2 separate regions of the Mus musculus genome follow, and region 2 is linked to region 1. Evidence: chromatin contacts called from ENCODE Hi-C or POLR2A ChIA-PET data. All regions are on one chromosome and are shown on one strand. Each heading gives the region's core, a stretch centred on a gene start or an enhancer-like site at or near the end of the contact. The rest is flanking DNA. Distances are from core to core; before and after follow the strand shown.

What was found. Hi-C counts contacts between places; a loop is a spot of excess contacts on that map. ChIA-PET counts read pairs that join two places held with the same protein, here RNA polymerase II (POLR2A).
Region 2: a loop to region 1 is called in a map of left cerebral cortex, with 3 times the contacts of the local background. The contact joins two enhancer-like sites. A Hi-C loop is called at or near these places in 6 of 37 maps with a recorded cell type or tissue (all left cerebral cortex). POLR2A ChIA-PET finds 5 or more read pairs at or near these places in 1 of 5 experiments (Patski).

What each region holds. Positions count from the first base shown.
Region 1 is chr10:21,760,617-21,764,005 of GRCm38, forward strand. No RefSeq gene overlaps it. Among named protein-coding and RNA genes, the nearest start is that of Gm5420, 71 kb to the left of the region's middle. Within about 2 kb of position 2,104, at least 1 of the 3 ENCODE cell types and tissues checked has a DNase peak (open chromatin) inside an H3K27ac peak, as active enhancers do; it is left cerebral cortex, where a contact is called at or near this core.
Region 2 is chr10:21,999,062-22,002,446 of GRCm38, forward strand. It overlaps Sgk1 (serum/glucocorticoid regulated kinase 1), which reads left to right. Exons shown (of 14, transcript NM_001161845.2): 14 at 1-842. Among named protein-coding and RNA genes, the nearest start is that of Gm34267, 58 kb to the right of the region's middle. Within about 2 kb of position 1,709, at least 2 of the 3 ENCODE cell types and tissues checked have a DNase peak (open chromatin) inside an H3K27ac peak, as active enhancers do; they include left cerebral cortex, where a contact is called at or near this core.

The DNA of each region.
Region 1 (3,389 bases), core at 854-3,353:
CTCTATGCATTTATCAGATCGGGATCTCATGTACGTGATATCATACAGCATGCAGCCTTCTGTCCGTTGCATGTTGAGCATGGTGGGGTATGCTGGCTTTTCTGCCTTTATTACACTCCATGGCGTTCCATTTGTACGATGCACCTGGTCTCCCTAACTCAGCGACTGAGGGACATTTAGATTGCTACCACATTACCACTGCTATGAATAATGCTTCAGTGGCTATTCATATGAGGTTTTGTGGGAACGTGTTTTCAATTATCCTGGTTATATGCTTACCGCTGATATTTCTCGGTCATGCTTATGTCTCTCTGTGCTTTATTTTATTTTGGTGTTTTGAGGGAGGGTCTCTTGCAGGCCAGCCTGACTTTGAATCGACTGCTGAGATGAACCTCCTATTGCTGTTCTGCTATCCAGACACGGCAAAATGTTTTTGTTTATACACATAGATTAATGCCTCTCTTCTCTTCTCTTCTCTTCTCTTCTCTTCTCTTCTCCGTCTTCATCTTCTTTCTTTCTTTCTTTCTTTCTTTCTTTCTTTCTTTCTTTCCTCCTCCTCCTCCTTCCTCTCTCCCTCTCCCTCTCTCTCTCTCTCTCTCTCTCTCTCTCTCTCTCTCTCTCTCAGTGGTTTCCCTGTTTAGCCTAGTTGTCCTGAAACTAGCTCTGTAGACCTGACTGGCCTTGAATTTAGGAGCTCACCCTGAGCCACCATGGGCAATGATTCGAGCTGCTCTCAAGTATAGTCAGAGAAGCCTCTTTCTCACTGGGTAGCAATGCAGAGCCTCATCGATAGCTCGAGTGCTGAGACTAAGTGACTTCAGAGTACTTATTCCTAAAGGATACATTCATATCAGTCCTCCCGAGGCTCAGGGGACATTGCAGAAGAGAGGGTAGAAAAACAAAACAAACAAAACCATGGCAGCTGGAGGGTAGGGAAGAGCTCTGTGAAATGTAGTCCTCCCAACACATGACCTTTGCACGGACTTACTGCAGCTGTGGTTACCTGCACAAGACCTAAATGAGGTCCAGCGACCAAACTCTGTCAGCGTTCTAGCAGCAAGAACTAACTGAACTCTCCGTATGGGAAAGGAGACCATGAAGACTGGAAGCAGTGTGTTAGGGACTATCCAGGAGGAGCTGGAGGCAGACATTAAGGGTGGGTATGATCAAGACACATTGTATAAAATCCTCAAAGAATAAGTAAAAGATAATCTATTTTTAAAAGAGGATGCTTCAACGTTTCTGAATGGAGAGCAGGAATAAGGGAATAAGCTGAGTGTGGTAGTGCATATCTTTAATCCCAGGATTTAGGAAGCAGAGGCAGGAGGATTGCTACAAATCCAACCTAGCCTACCTGTCAAGTTCTGAGTTAGCTGGCACCCTATATCAAAAAGAAATCCAAATGGCAAAAAGTAGATTAATAAGTTAATAAATAAGTAAACAAACAAGTAGGAAATATACTGGTTTTTAGAAATATGTATTTTTATCCATGGAAAGAGCTGATCTGATTGTATCAAGTAGTTGGAAGTAAAGAGTTAAGCAAGCCTTAGGCGGGCTCAGGATCAGAGTTCAGAGCTGTGTGGGTAGAGTTTTCTACTCTCAGACTCACCTGGTTTACAGATGTGACTACCGTCTGAAGGCCAGAAGACGCTTTGCTACCCTGATACATTATGCCACAATGTCCATTATGACAGAAGTGGACTACGTTATTTTGCTTCGATTCGACCATGGTAGCTTGTGTTCCTCACTTTCCTGAGCATCGCTGTAGCTTTTGCTTAGCTTTCCAGTTCTCTCTCCCCCAACCCTTCCTCATTTATGCATTTTTGACCCCATCATTCCGGAATCATCATTTCACCATTTGGGATTGTTTTCAAACTAATGTGTCTCACACATACATCTCAGGACTCCATCCATCAGGAGCAATACACAAGATGCCAGTAAAAAAATACTGTCTCTCTAATTTGTGAATGCATGTCTGAAAAAGATAGCAAGTGTCAGATGAGCATAAAAATAACTCAGAAGGCTGAGGAGCAGGGAGGGAGAAAATACACATAATAACTAGCTTGTTGGCTCTTTGCCTCATACAGCAGCCCACGTGCTGCCGCCTGTGATGGCCCTGCTGGTGCCTGTATACAACACCCACCAGAGGCGGTTCAGGCCACCGACTCCCACGTCTCATGCCTGTCTTACCTCCAATGTGTTCCTTTCCTGGTAACTGTGACAAGGATAGCACAGCTTTATTTATTTATTTATTTATTTATTTCTAATCATAAGTTTCCTTGGGAACATACCTTGGATACTGTATAAATGGCTCCGTTGCGATTTTTCGAGAGTTCACTGAAACCCAGGTGGCCCACGATTGAGGTTTTCAGGACCCTGGTGATTTGTCTGACCACTGAGCATTCACAGGCACAGAAATGGTTCACTACATCTAGCGGGAAGGACACTGGGGCTGTGCAGCCTTTGGGCTGCTGGAGAGCATTTAGGCTGCAGAGACCGCACTGCACTTGCTGCTCATCAGAGTTAAGAATAGTGGCTCAGTCTATGGTTTTCTCAGTTCGATTTAGCAGATATTGCCAGAATAGCACTGTTCTGGATTTGGAGGAGGCGCAAGACAAACTTGCCTTGAGGAACAGAGATAAGCTATGGGAAAACGGGCCTACGCCTGAGTTCTGGTTATGTGGCTGTAACTGTGGCGATGTAATCCAGCAAGACCTCACCCACACTTTAACACTGGGCAAACCACAGGGGTCCACGGTCCATCAAAGTGGAGATGACTCACCTTTGAGCTGTGGAGGAATGGCGGCAGAAGAAGAGAAGGGTGGTCAGTTCTGCCTAACAGGTCAGTGCCGGTCAGCTGTGCACGAGGTGCAAGTGCGCTGCTCTCATGGTGAGCTGTGACTTCCCCAAAGGCGCAGCCATCTCCAATTCAGGGGAAAGGCTGGGACAGGCTAACTGGCACGGCTAGGCCATCTGCACGGACTCTTCGTCATTGTTTCCTAAGAAATACAGTCCACAGATTCACATCGTATTAAATATTGTTAAGTAATCTAGAGATCCTTTAAAGAATAGTGGAGTATATGTTTAAGTAATATGCAAATTCTATACTATCTTAGACAAGGATGTGAGCACCCCCAGATTTGGGCCCTGGACCCAGTTCTTCACAGATGCCCAGAAATGGCTATATTTGGTAAGAGGTACTTTTTTAAAATAAAAATTCACAAGATCATAGAGTTGTTTCATAAGAAAGTGATTTATAGCTTGCAAATGTATTCACTTGAAGAAAAATACTTAAATAACATTTCATAATTTGTAGCTAAAAGTCCATTTCTTGACCATTAGCTGTAGTTGGCATGTTAAACATCACTATCTTGGAGCCTCATACCATG
Region 2 (3,385 bases), core at 459-2,958, 240 kb after region 1:
CCAACGTGGTGCTAGCTCCAGGCGAGCGAGCGTGAGAGTGCCGCCTGAGACAGACACCTTGGTCTCAGTTAGAAGGAAGATGCAGGTCTAAGAGGAATCCCCGCAGGTCTGTCTGAGCTGTGATCAAGAATATTCTGCAATGTGCCTTTTCTGAGATCGTGTTAGCTCCAAAGCTTTTTCCTATCGCAGAGTGTTCAGTTTGTGTTTGTTTGTTTTTGTTTTGTTTTGTTTTTCCCTTGGCGGATTTCCCGTGTGTGCAGTGGCGTGAGTGTGCTATGCCTGATCACAGACGGTTTTGTTGTGAGCATCAATGTGACACTTGCAGGACACTACAATGTGGGACATTGTTTGTTTCTTCCACATTTGGAAGATAAATTTATGTGTAGACTGTTTTGTAAGATATAGTTAATAACTAAAACCTATTGAAACGGTCTTGCAATGACGAGCATTCAGATGCTTAAGGAAAGCATTGCTGCTACAAATATTTCTATTTTTAGAAAGGGTTTTTATGGACCAATGCCCCAGTTGTCAGTCAAAGCCGTTGGTGTTTTCATTGTTTAAAATGTCACCTATAAAACGGGCATTATTTATGTTTTTTTTCCCTTTGTTCATATTCTTTTGCATTCCTGATTATTGTATGTATCGTGTAAAGGAAGTCTGTACATTGGGTTATAACACTAGATATTTAAACTTACAGGCTTATTTGTAAACCATCATTTTAATGTACTGTAATTAACATGGGTTATAATATGTACAATTCCTCCTCCTTACCACACAACTTTTTTTGTGTGCGATAAACCAATTTTGGTTTGCAATAAAATCTTGAAAACTATTTGCATAAATTGTGTCATGTGTTAACTTTGTATATATTGATAAACTGGATTTAGGAGGGGGGAAAATAATGGATCAATGTGAACATACTTTTGGTAAGCTCAGTATAGTAGCACACAATTTCCATCCCATCTCCATCACTTAAGCAGGGCTGATGCAGGAGGATTATGAATTGGGGACAGCCTGGATGGAAGAATTAAGATCAGCTCAGTTTGCCCAGTTTTTTGGTTTCTTTGTTCAGGGAGGGTCGGGTCGTAGTTTACTGAGGCTGGCTCGTAACTTCTGGTGGAGGACTCCCTAGCATGTGAAGGTCTGGGCTGGATTTCCAGCACTGAGAACATAGTCTGCATTTTCCCCAAGTCTCTGTGCGGCCAGTCATGAATCCATCCAAACAATGCAATAAAATAGCATTGTATATCAATAATGTTCCCTGTGTTGACTGTCTAGTGAGGTCCTATGGACAGCTTGTCCTTACATTTGGCTTAACAAGTGACAGGTAATTCTTTTAACAAATATGAGTACTTGGGGCTGAGCTCTGCTCTGACTGCTAGAGACATGATATAGGTCATTGCTCTCAAGGGAGGGTCTGGACCATAGCGTAGGGTGTCACCAAAGAGGGCATGGCACATTCATAAGTGCCCGAGTTCCCAAAAAACTATCCCAGAACAGGCTCAGGAGAAAGGAACCCAGTACCTGCTTAAATCAGTGGAGCTAGCAACTCAAGGGCCACCAGGTTGTGAGTCTGTCCTACAGAGCACTCCAAGGTCTGTCCAGCTAGGAATTAACACCGTCAGGCAATCCTCTCAAGCCCCATCCTCTGGACCTTGCGCATGAACGCTCAAGGGATGCCCAGTGGATCCTGCTGTCACGTGCAGCTTTTCATCTGGTCCACCGCCCTCCCCCCCATTTGTATATAGTTCCCCCAAGGGGAAGCTGTGACCTTTCCCCTCTTCTGACTCATTGAAGGTCTCCACTTAGCCCCCCCCCCCCCTTCCCTTATCCAGCATGTCTTGTGGAGTGCACTGAAGGAACGACATTCAATGAGAGGAAGACTGCCAGCTCCCAGTGGCCACAGATTGCACGATGCAGTTGTACTGGGCATCAGCTGTGTATTAAATTCCCTACCAAACCCAAACAACAAGAAGAATGTCAGACTGTTCTCCAGGGAAAGGTGCTGCCAGCTTTAGGCGGAGGGCTCCCTCCTTCCCCCACATTCTCAATGGCAACATCAGTTACAAACCATTGCTTGAACAAAAATGTTTCCACTGTCCTCAGAGGCTATGATCGCAAAGGTCTATGATCTCACTGGGTTCCCAGAGGACCCAGTTGTGAATTAGAATGTGTCTTTTGCTTGGGTTTTTAATTTTGTTTTTGAGGTTTTCTTTATATATATTTTTTATTTGATTTTGAGATAAAGTCTATGTAGGCCTGGCCGTTCTGGAATAGACCAAGCTAGCCTCAAACTCAGAGATACATGTCTCTGAGTGCTGGAATTAAAGGCCTGCTCCTCTAATCCTGGCCTCTTTTGCTTTTTGAAAGATGAGATCTCACATAGTTCAAGCTGGCCTTAAACATGTCATGCAGTTACAGATGGCCTTGAACTCCTGATCCTTCTGCCTCTGTCAAGTTCTAGAATTTGCCTGACTTGAAGGTCTCTATTTCTTTGGTTATTTTGTTTTCTTTTTCTTTAGTTGGAAGTATGATTTATTGGGGTGTAGTCAATCACTCCACACAGATATGAATTTATCTAGAACTGAAAGATTCCAGAGGTATCCCAAGTGCTATCAAACAAATGAGAGGTTGGATCAGCACAGTTGTGCAGGAAGGGAACAGGGCAGTCAAGAAGGAACAAGAGATCAATAGACAAACAGCAAATATTTGCTAAGTGTTCTGATGCCAAGTACCACATGTGCCAAGGTATTGCTTATCTACAGGAGTGGGGCATGTCCCTGCCAACGTGTTCCCAGAGGCTAAGCCACTGAGGTGGAAAAGGGGACAATTGGCTCAGGTGTGGCCAAATATGCTCCACATCCTCACACTTGGGAGGCAGCAGAGTGGAGTCTGGACTATAGAAAGAGATTCCGTGGCTCGAAAGAGAATGGGGGTGGCGAGGGAGGAAGGGACGGAAGGAAGAAAGAGAAGGGAAGGGAGGGAAAGAGGAAGGGAGCAGTTTGTATGTTCATAGCTCCCCAGGTATGGGTTTACTCATCTGAATTTGGGACAATTTATTCAGCTGATCCACTAAGCTTCAATGAGTTGATCCTCTGCTACCATGAAGAGTAAGACATTCTCCTTGAATGATGTGCCACATCCTTGAGGAGACACCGCATGATGCGCACTCATAGCCACACAGGAGATAGTGAATGTGGAATCAAGGGGACGGTGGAAGCCCTGAGGCCCCCGTGAAATCTGGGACAGGGGACTCCCTAAGAGTCATACTAATCAACAGAAGTTCTGGAAGCATTCCTGGGATGAGGGTTTGCTAGCTGAGACAGTGCTAGCCATCAGCTGGTCCCATTGAGCTCTGACTCCATGCAAACATTATGTTCTATTC